2 separate regions of the Homo sapiens genome follow, and region 2 is linked to region 1. A link is an interaction called in ENCODE POLR2A ChIA-PET data of the cell type or tissue named here. Cell type or tissue: PC-9. All regions are shown on one strand. Each heading gives the region's core, and the rest is flanking DNA. Links, peaks and the distances in the headings are about the cores only. Region 1 has its middle 150 kb from the start of LINC01372. Region 2 overlaps LOC105375341 (a long non-coding RNA gene).

Region 1 (5,377 bases), core at 229-5,228:
ATAGCTGTGATTAGACCAGGACTCTTCTAGAACTAGAAGCTAGTAGGTTTGCAGGGATAGGTGGGCAGCTTTCAGACGGTCCTGCCACTAGCAGATGCTCATGAGGCTGCCGGTCTCAAAATAGTAATTATAAGTTTCCCTGGACCATAAGCCGGAACTATAAGCTCCACTCCTGGCCAGGCGTGGTGGCTTATGCCTATAATCCCAGCACTTTGGGAGGCTGAGGTGGGAGGATTGATTGAGGCCAGGAGTTCAAGACCAGCCTGGGCAACACAGCGAGACATCATCTCTACCAAAAAATATGCATATATACAAAAATTAGTGGGGCATAGTGGTGTGCACATGTAGTCCCAGCTACTCGGAAGGCTTATGCAAGAGGATCGCTTGAGCCCAGGAGTTGGAGGCTGCAGTGAGCTAGGATCACACCATTGCCCTCCAGCCTGGGTGATACAGCAAGACCTTGGCTCTAAAAAAAATAAATAAAAGCTCAGATAGATCCTAAAGCCTGCATTCCTGTTTTGCTGATATATGAACAAAACCAAAGATGTCCCCCACCCTCAAGTGACCCCTGAATGGAATCCACCGTGTCTTTTGCTCAGCCTGGCAATTAAAGCCAACATCAGGACATGCACAGGGCTCTGGAAAATACACTGGGCTGGAAGTCAAGAAAGAGGAATCCGAGGGCCAGTCCAACTGCTTGTTAAGCCTCAGTTTTCTCAGCTAGAAGAAATGGGAGGGGGATAATTAAGTTTTGCAGTTACGGCTATATCATGAATCACTCCAAACTGAGCAGTGTAAAACACCCATTTCTTAGGCTCACAGATTCTGTGGGTCAGGAATTAAGACAGAGCAGAAGGGGAATGGCTTATACCTGCCTCACGGTGTCTGGGGCCTTAGATGGAGGATTTTAACAGCTGAGGCTAGAACAGCTGGGGCTTCTCCAGCCCTGTCTCTACATGGTCTCTCCTTGTGACCCCTTCTGCACGGAGGCTTCTTAGTGTTTCAAAGACACGTGTCCTGACAGAGAGGCTGAGGAAGCTTCGCCACCGTAGGTGACACAGCCTCAGAAATCACATTGCAGCTGGGCACAGTAGCTCACGCCTGTAATCCCAGCACTTTGGGAGGCCAAAGTGGGTGGATCACCTGAGGTCATGAGTTCGAGAACAGCCTGGCCAACATGGTGAAACCCCATCTCTACTAAAAAAAAAAAAATAGCTGGCTGTGGTGGTATGTGCCTCTAATCCCAGCTACTCGGGAGGCTGAGGCAGGAGAATCACTTGAACCCGGGAGGTATAGGTTGCAGTGAGCTGACATCGTGCTACTGCACTCCAGCCTAGGCAACAGAGTGAGACTCCATCTCAAAAAAAAGAAAAAAGAAAAAAAAGAAATCACACTGCATTCGTTTTGCAGCTTTCTATTAACTAGGCCATTAAAAAGTCCATCCAGGCCAGGTGCAGTGGCTCATGCTTGTAATCCCAGCACTTTGTGAGGCAGAGGCAGGTGGATCACTTGAGCTCAGGAGTTCCAGACCAGCCTGGGCAACATGATGAAACCCCGTCTCTACAAAAAAAAAAAAAAAAAAAAAAATTAGCCAGAAGTGGTGGCACGTGCCTGTAGTCCCAGCTACTCGGGAGACTGAAGTAGGAGGATCACTTGAGCCCGGGAGGTCCAGGCTGCAGTGAGCTGTGATCGTGCCACTGCACTTCAGCCTGGGCAACAGAGTGAAAGCCTGTCTCAAGAAAAAAAAAAAAAAAAGCCAATTCATATCCAAAGGAAGGAAATGTAGACCCCCACCTCTCAATGGAGAATGTCAGTGTCACATCGTAAGAAGAGCATGGGATGGGGTAAGATCAGTGTGGCCATTTTTGGAAAATACAGTATGCCCCAATAATATCTTCCTTAAAGAGCCCGCGCAAGGATTAAGCGCTGTGTGGCTGTAAACTCACTCGGGTGATGTAAAGTATTGCCTTCATATAGCCCGTCTAGTTGAAAGAGGCAGTGTGTACCTAAATCACTCTAATTCAAGAAAGCACATGAAAGAGATGAGTTGCTACAGACGGGGAGATTAATAAGGATGTAATGTAATTAGGAAGAATGAACAGGTGGACAGACCAGGATGAATGAGAGAAAGTCCTCTGCAAATAGTCAAGGGCTTGGTATTTCAGTGATTGCGATAATGATGGCTGTAATCTGGAGAGAAATATAGGAAGACACATGAATTGCCCAACTTTTTTACTCTTGGAAAAAAACATCACTTCCCCATCCCAAATCTAAGATGCATTTTTTTCCATTCAGTCAATCATTCATCCAACAACTATTAATGGAGGGTCTAGTACCTGCCAGGCATGATAGAAAACTGGAAGATGAAAAATACTTGGTGTCAGCTCTTAAATGACCGGTCCAAAGTGGGTACAGACGGAGAAAGTTGGCAAATGACACATGTATACGCTGCACCCCGCTGCACCCTGCTACTTTTCCCAGGTTGAATTCGACTCTGGAAAACAAATCCCCACCAGCTAGGGCTCTTGTCCTTGCTCAACCTCCACCAGAGAAGGACGCTAGTCCCCAGCCACAGCTAGGTTGCCCTGCAGTTTCCTTTTCTCTCTCCTTTTTGGCACTTCTCTAGCTCCTGCCCTTCCTCCGGGGCTGGCCTCCGCGGTCACGATCCCCATGTCCGCCTCCAGTCCTTCTTCCCCACCCAACCGGGGGTTAACATTTTCTAATGTTCCCTGCAGGGTTTGAAGTGCAGCTGTTACTGCCATTTGGAAATGGCTTTTTCAAAAAAAAAAAAAAAAAAAAAAAAGCTCAGCTCCTTCTTGGAAACACCCACAGTGCCATCCTCTGGCGAAAGTCAGGAATTCCACCTGCTGCAAGCTTCACGCTGCAATTAGGGGATGGCCTTTAAATGTCTCCTTGGAGATACTTGCAAAGAACTCCCCCGCTCCGCATGTGACCTCTCTATCTCCCGCAGCAGGAGTCTAGAGGTTAGTTCTGCTTCCCACGTGGAAATTCTAGGAATTGAAAGCAAGTTGCCAGGGAGGCTGGGTCCTCAAGGAAAAAAGGAGGAAGGGATGTTACAGCCCCAGGATATGAGAATGAAACTCTTTATTCTCTCTTTTGGTCAGCAGGCGAGAGGTTGTTTGTTTGTTTGTTTGTTTGTTTGTTTGTTTTTGAGACAGTCTCACTCTGTCACGCAGGCTGGAGTGCAGTGGCACGATCACAGCTCACTGCAACCTCCACCTCCTGGGTTTAAGTGATTCTCCTGCCTGCCTCAGCCTCCCGAGTGGCTGAGATTACAGGCATGCGCCACCGTGCCTAACTAATTTTTGTAATTTTAGTAGAAATGGGGTTTCACCATATTGGCCAGGCAGGTCTCGAACTCCCGACCTCAGGCAATCCACCCGCCTTGGCCTCCCAAAGTGCTGGGATTACAGACGTCAGCTACTGCACCTGGCCAGCAGGTGAATTTATTGTGCAAAACAAGAGTGGAGTGAGTTGGAAGACTCTCTCCCCAGACATGGGTTCACTGGCAGAGGAGTGATGCTTGGAGAGACAAACACGCAGTGAGGCCAGTACCCCGATTGGAACTCAGTCTGCATTGGAGCTTTCTGCCCAAGAAAAAAAAGGAATTAAGAAATCTTAGGCCTCCCAAAGGCCAAGAAGGGACGATAACTTGAGGCCAGGAGTTCAAGACCAACCTGGGAAACATAGCAAGACCCCAACTTTAGTTAAAAAAAAACAACAGCAGATGTTTACATGTAGGTCATACTTGTTGGTATCTGGTATTTTCTCCATAAGTAAATTTAGATTCACCTATTCATTTGTCTAGATTCATTTGTTCCTTCAACAGATAGTTTTTGGTGCCTGGCGCTAACCCAGTGCTAAGAATACCAAATACACAAAAGTTCCTGTGTTTGTGGAGGAAAAGGAGACACAGAATAAAAAAAAAATAGGTAAGTAAACCACATAGGATATTAAGAAGGTGCTAAGTAAAACAGCCACAGCCACAAAAAGCAACAAGGAGTGATGGGGTGGTGATGGGGGAAGACCTGGAGATGGTGAGGAATAACCTTTGGCTTCTGGAGGAGAGAGGGAACTCCAGGCAGAGGGAACAGTGCGCACTAAGTCCCTGAGATGGGAGGGTACTCGCCATGCTTAAGAAACCATCAAGGAGCCAATATGGCGGCAAGAGAGAAAGTGAGAAGAATAGATGAAGAAGACGCAGAGAGATCTCTGGGTCCAGATACTATAGGAACTTGCAGGCCATTACAGATGTTGACTTTTCCTCTGATGAAAGGGGATCCTTGCAGGGTTTTGAGGACCTAGTCTGATTTCTATGTTAACCTCTGCACACATTCTGCTGCACGTTCAGGGCACAGTGGTAGAAATGGTACAACAGTTGGGAGGCTGTTACAGTAATCCAAGCAAAAAGAAGAGTGTGGATTGGACCAGGGTGGTAGCAGTGTGGGTGGTAAGAAACAGCTGGATTCAGGACACAGTAGTCCCTGGTTTCAATTACCTGCAGTCAACTGTTATCCGAAAATAGTAAATGGAAAATTCCAGAAGTCAACAATTTATAAGTTTCAAATTGCATGCTGTTCCGAGTGGCGTGATGAATTCTCTCACCATTCTGCTCTGTCACACCCAAGATGCGAATCATCCTTTTGTCCAGTGGATCTATGCTGTCTACACCACCCACCCAATAGTTACTTAGTAGCTGTCTCAATTATCAGATGGACTGTCATGGTATCACAGCATTGGTGTTCAAGGTCAATAGCAACCTAACGCTATGTCACGATGCCTGAATCATCCACCTCACTTCTTCTCAAGATGTAGGTGTTTTATCATCTGGTATCATCACAAGAAGAAGGAAAGGTACAGTACAATAAGCTATTTCATGAGAGAGAGAGATCACATTCACATTACTTTTACTAAAGTGTATTATTATAAGTTGGGTGCAGTGGCTCACACCTGTAATCCCAACACTTTAGGAGGCCAATGAGGGTAGATCCCTTCAGCCCAGGAGTTAGAAACCAGTCTGGGCAACAGAGCGAGACCCTCATCTCTACAAAAAAAATTGAAAAATAGCCAAGCGTGACAGCACACGCCTGAAGTTCCCAGCTATTCAGGAGACTGAGGTGGGAGGATCACTTGAGCCCAGGAGGTGGAGGTTACAGTGAGCAGTCATTGCACCACTGCACTCCAGCCTTGGTGACAGAGTGAGACCCTGTCTCCAAAAAAAAAGGATATTATTATAATTGTTCTGTTTCCTTATTATTGTTGATAATCTCTTACTGTGCCTAATTTATAAATTAAACTCTATCATAGGCATGTAGGAAAAAGCATAGTATCTATAGGATTCGGCACTACCCACAGT
Region 2 (5,377 bases), core at 95-5,094, 780 kb before region 1:
AGGAGTAAGAACCATGGGTATTTGGGCTACTTCTTTTTATTTATTTATTTATTTATTTATTTATTTATTTATTTATTTTTAAGATGGAGTTTCACTCTTGTCGCCCAGGCTGGAGTGCAATGGCCTGATCTCGGCTCACTGCAACCTCTAACTCCTGCGTTCAAGCGTCAGCCTCCCGACTAGCTGGGATTACAGGCACCCACCACCACGCCCGGCTAGTTTTTGTATTTTTAGCAGAGACAGGGTTTCACCATGTTGGCCAGGCTGGTCTCCAACTCCTGACCTCAGGTGATCCACCCATCTCGGCCTCCCAAAATGTTGGGATTACAGGCGTGAGCCACCGTGCCCAGCCTGGGCCACTTCTTTATGTAACTCACTTATGCCTACAGGGCCCACTTGTGCTCAATCACTTATACACCACTTCCATTTGATGATGGAGTATTGCTGTGCACACCAGCTTTATGGCTCAGTGGTCTTTCACCACGTAATAGTATTTATGGGACTCTATCTTAAGAGAATAGTTCTAAATAAGGGGCAGCGTGTATTTTATAATGGCAAAAGCTGAAGACCACATGGATGTTCCATTATGATGCAAAAGTTACAAAACCCAGAGTCTAGTCACTTGATGTGACATTATACAGTTATTAAAATTGAAAAAAATATTGTAAAATTGATGGAACACATTAATTAATGTCATAACATCAAAATATCCATGATTTAATAGAAAGATAAAAAGCATGATAGTATATAATTACAGCAATGTGTTCTCATTTTTGTTTTTTGAGACAGAGTATCTCCTTGTCGTCCAGGCTGGAGTGCAGTGGTGCAATCCTGGTTCACTGCAACCTCCACCTCCTGAGCTCAAGCAATTCTCCTGCCTCAGCCTCCCGAGTAGCTGGGATTACAGGCATGCACCATCATGCCAGGCTAATTTTTGTATTTTTAATAGAGGCGGGGTTTTGCCATATTGTACAGGCTGGTCTCAAACTCCTGACCTCAAGTGACCTACCTGCCTCAGCCTCCCAAAGTGCTGGGATTACAGGCACCCTTGGGGTCAGATCCAGCCTAGAGCCAGGGGGTGAATGTGGTGAGCAGAAATCAGGCTGGATGTCAGCACCCTCTTCTCCTCCTGGTTACTTCCTTCCCACCCCCTTGCAGGGTGCAACCCCTCTCTAGCACCCATTTATTTTTTGGAGTTGAGGTCTTGTTCTGTGACTTAAGCTGGAGTGCAGTGGCATAATCATAGCTCACTGCAGCTTCAAACTCCTTGGCTCAAGGAATCCTTCTGCCTCAGCCTCCCAAGTAACCAGGACTCTAGGTGTGAACCACTGCACCCAGTTGGCTACCTCCCTTTTCTTTGGGTGAAAGATACTTATGTTTAAGACCAATGAGCTTAGCTGGGATTTAACAAGTTAAGGTAACATGTTCATTTTCACACTATCAATCTAAATTATTTGACATGAAAACTAAAGATTTCAGGAGAATAATAATAACATTGAAAAGATGATAAATAATAATAGCAATAGTAACACAATAATAAAATAAAAGAGACTAAAAGATGAAAGGAGACTGAATAGACTTGACGACCAAGTGGAATGTGCAGTCTTGGGTTGGATCCTGGATCAGAAAAAGAATATCCATGGAACAATTGGAAAAAAATTTGCATAAGGTCTATAGATTAGACAATAGTGTGGTATCGATGTTCATATCCTGAATTTTGATAATTTTTCTGTGGTTATGAAAGCCAAAGCATTTGGGGCATCTAAACCAAGGGGATACAGGAATTCTTTTCCCCATATTTGCAATTTTGTTGATATGGTTTGACTGTGTCCCCACCTCAATCTCATCTTGAATTGTAGCTCCCATAATTCCCACGTGTTGTGGGAGAGACCTGGTGGCAGGTAACTGAATCATGAAGGTGGGTCTTTCCCATGCTGTTCTCATGATAGTGAATAAGTCTCACGAGATCTGATGGTTTTATAAGGGGGAGTTCCCATGCACACACCCACTTGCCTGTCTCCGTGTAAGATGTGGCTTTGCTTCTCCCTGCCTTCTGCCATGATTGTGAGGCCTCCCCAGCCATGTGGAACAGTGAGTCAATTAAACCTCTTTCCTTTATAATTACCCAGTCTTGGGTATGTCTTTATTAGCAGCATGAGAAGAAGTGAATACACTTATTTTTTAAGCCAGAAAAAAAACCCCTAGCAACACACACACACACACACCACACACACAAGCCTAGTCCCTCTACCTCATTTCATACATGAGAACACTGGGTAAACATTTAAGTCACGAGCTCAGAGTCAGACAGCAAGTGGGCAGTGGTGGAGGGAGAATTTGCTTCTGTGAGTTCCTGGCCAGGGTCCACAATCTGCCTCAAATGCATGAGTCAGACCAATGCAGACTCATGGATGAGAGGAGGCTCTTGGAAAATAACTGTGAGCTGTTCTTTTGCAGCAACCTGGGTCTGCTTAGTATGGTCAGACTTGGTTTAAAGACTTTAGGAACTTAGGGTGAGGGATGAGCCAAAACTGTGCCTTAGCCAGGACTAGGTGAAAGGAAGTGTTACATTCATCCCTGAGGATCAGTTCCCTCCAAGGTTTTGTCTTTTAAAAAGTCCATAGTCTTTTGGAAAGCCAAGATGAGATGATCACTTGAGGCCAGGAATTTGAGACCAGCCTGGGCAACATAGCAAGATCTCATCTCTAAAAACATTATAACAATTTAGCCAGGCGTGGTGGCATGCACCTGTAGTTTCATCTACTCAGGAGACTGAGGCAGGAAGATCTGTTGAGTGCAGGAGTTTGAGGATTCAGTGAGCTATGATCACAGCACTGCACACCACCCTGAGATCCTATTTCTCAAAAGTGGAAGAAAGAAAGAGAGAGAGAAGAAAGAAAGGAGGGAAGGAAAGAAGAAAGGAAGTAGGGAAGGAGGGAGGGAGGGAGAGAGAAAGAGAGAAAGAAAGGAAAGAAGGAAAGAGGGAGGGAGGGAGAGAGAGAGAGAGAGAAAGAAAGAAAGAAAGAAAGAAAGAAAGAAAGAAGGAAAAGAAAGAAAGAAAGGAAGGAGAGAGGGAGGGAGGGGAGGGAGAGAGATAGAGAAAGAAAGAGAGAGAAAGAAAGAAGAGAGAAAGAAAAAGAAAGAAGAAGAAAGAAAGAAATAAAGAAAGAAAGAAAGAAAGAAAGAAAGAAAGAAAGAAAGAAAGAGAGAGAGAGAAAGAAAGAAAGAAAGAAAAAGAAAAGGTAGGTCCATAGTCTACTGACATTCTTGCTGCCTGAGAGAAGACCTCAGAGGGGCTGTAAGGAAAATGCCACTGCAAGTTCACCTCACAGTGATCATGATAGTGCTGACCAGAGTGTCTAGGGGATCCCAGAGCTGGAGGCAGAAGTGACTGGGTTCTGCCAGGCTCTTTTGTACTTTGCTCTCAGATAGACAGGAATTTAATTCACTGTACCTAAGATAGCTCTTTCTCTCTATCCAGAAATGAAAGCTATGCCAGATAAACAGCAAATGAAGGGTCCTGAGTTGGGTGATGAGATGTCACCATCTTTCTGATCAATGAATGAGCTGAGGCATGAAGGATGGAGCTGGCTTCACCCGGAACACAGAGACCTCACCCTGAGGGCTGTCTCTCAGTGCATGAGGCTTCAGAGGGCTTAGTGGCTTTGTCTAGCTCAGACCATGAGGCCCATATTCTCATGTGGTCTTTGGTTGGGAGAGGGAGAGTCACTCGCAATGCAGTGGTTGGGCCATGTACTCACAATCACTTGCACTCCTGAAACTATGGGCATCAAGGTGAGACCTATTCTCAAGCTAGTTTGTTCATAAGTGTTTAAGGGCCAAATGCAGTGGCTCAGGCCTGTAATTTCAGCACTTTGGGAGGCCGAGGCAGGTGGATCAACTTGGGTCACGAGTTTGAGACCAGCCTGGCCAACATGGTGAAACCCCGTCTCTACTAAAAATACAAAAATTAGCCAGGCATGGTGGTGGGTGCCTGTAATCCCAGCTACTCAGGAGGCTGAGGCAGGAGAATCGCTTGAACCGGAGAGGCAGAGGTTGCAGTGAGCTGAGATGGTGCCACTGCACTCCAGCCTGAGTGACAGAGCAAGACCCTGTCTCAAAAAAAGAAAAAAAAATAGTGACCTTGGATACTTTATTGCAACATCATTGGATTTAGTCTCTCTGTCTATTAAATAGGAGTGGAGCTGTGGCTAATACTCAACTTACTTCTACTTCTAAAACGTCCTTGTGATTCTGTGAGTTCCCCACCCCCTCCCACACCCACTCACCCAACCCTGACTGTATTCCACAAGCTGCCTGGAGCTTTCAGCAAGAGGATTTCCCTAGAGAATCAAGAACAGCAATTCTGAGCATTCAGCATCTGTAATGGAGTTTTCACTACTCAGGAGAAAATGTAAAAGAAAAATATGGATATTACAACGTACCCAGTGGTGAAACATTGCCAAATATTTTTTCTTTATGATTACTGTTCTTTATTTTGAGATAAGGTGTTTTTTTCTCTTTTATTGATGTGACAATGTTCTTCATTTCTTTTAAAAAATAATAAGAAGAAGAATGAGATGAGAAAGCATCAGCTTTAGTTTGCTATTGGAAGGGAGTTGCCCAGGTTCATTATTGAGCATTCCCACAAGGCGCTATCAGTAGAGTGAGATAAGGAAAATGCCAGGGTGGGTAGGAGCTGAGGACTGTGGTCAGGAATGGCCACCTGATGCCTGCAAAGACCATCCAGACATCAGACTGCTCCTCCCAGGCCTGGAGCTGATGAAATGCTAGCCAAAGAGAAGACTAGATTTCAACCCAAAACGAAATGGGACTTTTCAGCATCTGATAGTCCACAGAAGACAAAAGGATTCAGAGACTTAGGCACAGTGTCAGCAATGGGTGGCTGTTTTCCTAAGACACATGCCCCATGTGGCTCCTTCCCTGCCCCATGCACAGGGAAGGAGCCAACTCTTTGTCTAGATTGTTCAGCAAAGGTGAACAGAGTCTTGCTTGTGTTGAAGGCAACGATCAGATGTGGCAGAAACATCAGATGAAGAGTCACCAAAATCAAATGAATTCAGCTAAAGCAGATGCCTAAAGTCCAGCAAAGCTTGAAGCTACACTAATTCCTACCCTAACTACCATCATCCGCTGAGGTAACCAACCAGAACACCTCAATGCAAACTAATATTTCTTATTTTATACGCTAGTAGGGTCCCTTCCTCTACTTGTTACACTTGTTTATACTCAAAATACCTCAGGTTCACTAAATGTGCTAGTAATAATACTTACCACTCAAGAGCTATTAGCCTCCTGATCCAATAATCTTATATGACTATCATGTATTATAGCTTTTAGAGTAAAAATACCCCTA

Evidence for each region. Peaks named below come from ENCODE experiments on the same cell type or tissue, not always from the same donor. Only the 100,000 strongest peaks of a DNase experiment are listed, where the experiment ranks them.
Region 2: POLR2A ChIA-PET joins it to region 1 with 7 read pairs; 1 of 35 experiments calls an interaction of 5 or more read pairs at or near these places.

What each region holds. Positions count from the first base shown.
Region 1 is chr7:67,481,881-67,487,257 of GRCh38, reverse strand. No RefSeq gene overlaps it. Among named protein-coding and RNA genes, the nearest start is that of LINC01372, 150 kb to the right of the region's middle. In PC-9, for the core only: CTCF peaks have their summits at 2,661 and 2,860 (motif pointing left); a DNase peak (open chromatin) is centred at 2,827; H3K27me3 peaks cover 1,490 bases.
Region 2 is chr7:68,266,599-68,271,975 of GRCh38, reverse strand. All of the region lies in intron 2 of LOC105375341 (a long non-coding RNA gene), which reads left to right. It also overlaps the pseudogene MTND4P3. Among named protein-coding and RNA genes, the nearest start is that of LINC01372, 930 kb to the right of the region's middle. In PC-9, for the core only: no CTCF peak of the experiment used is centred there; a DNase peak (open chromatin) is centred at 2,425.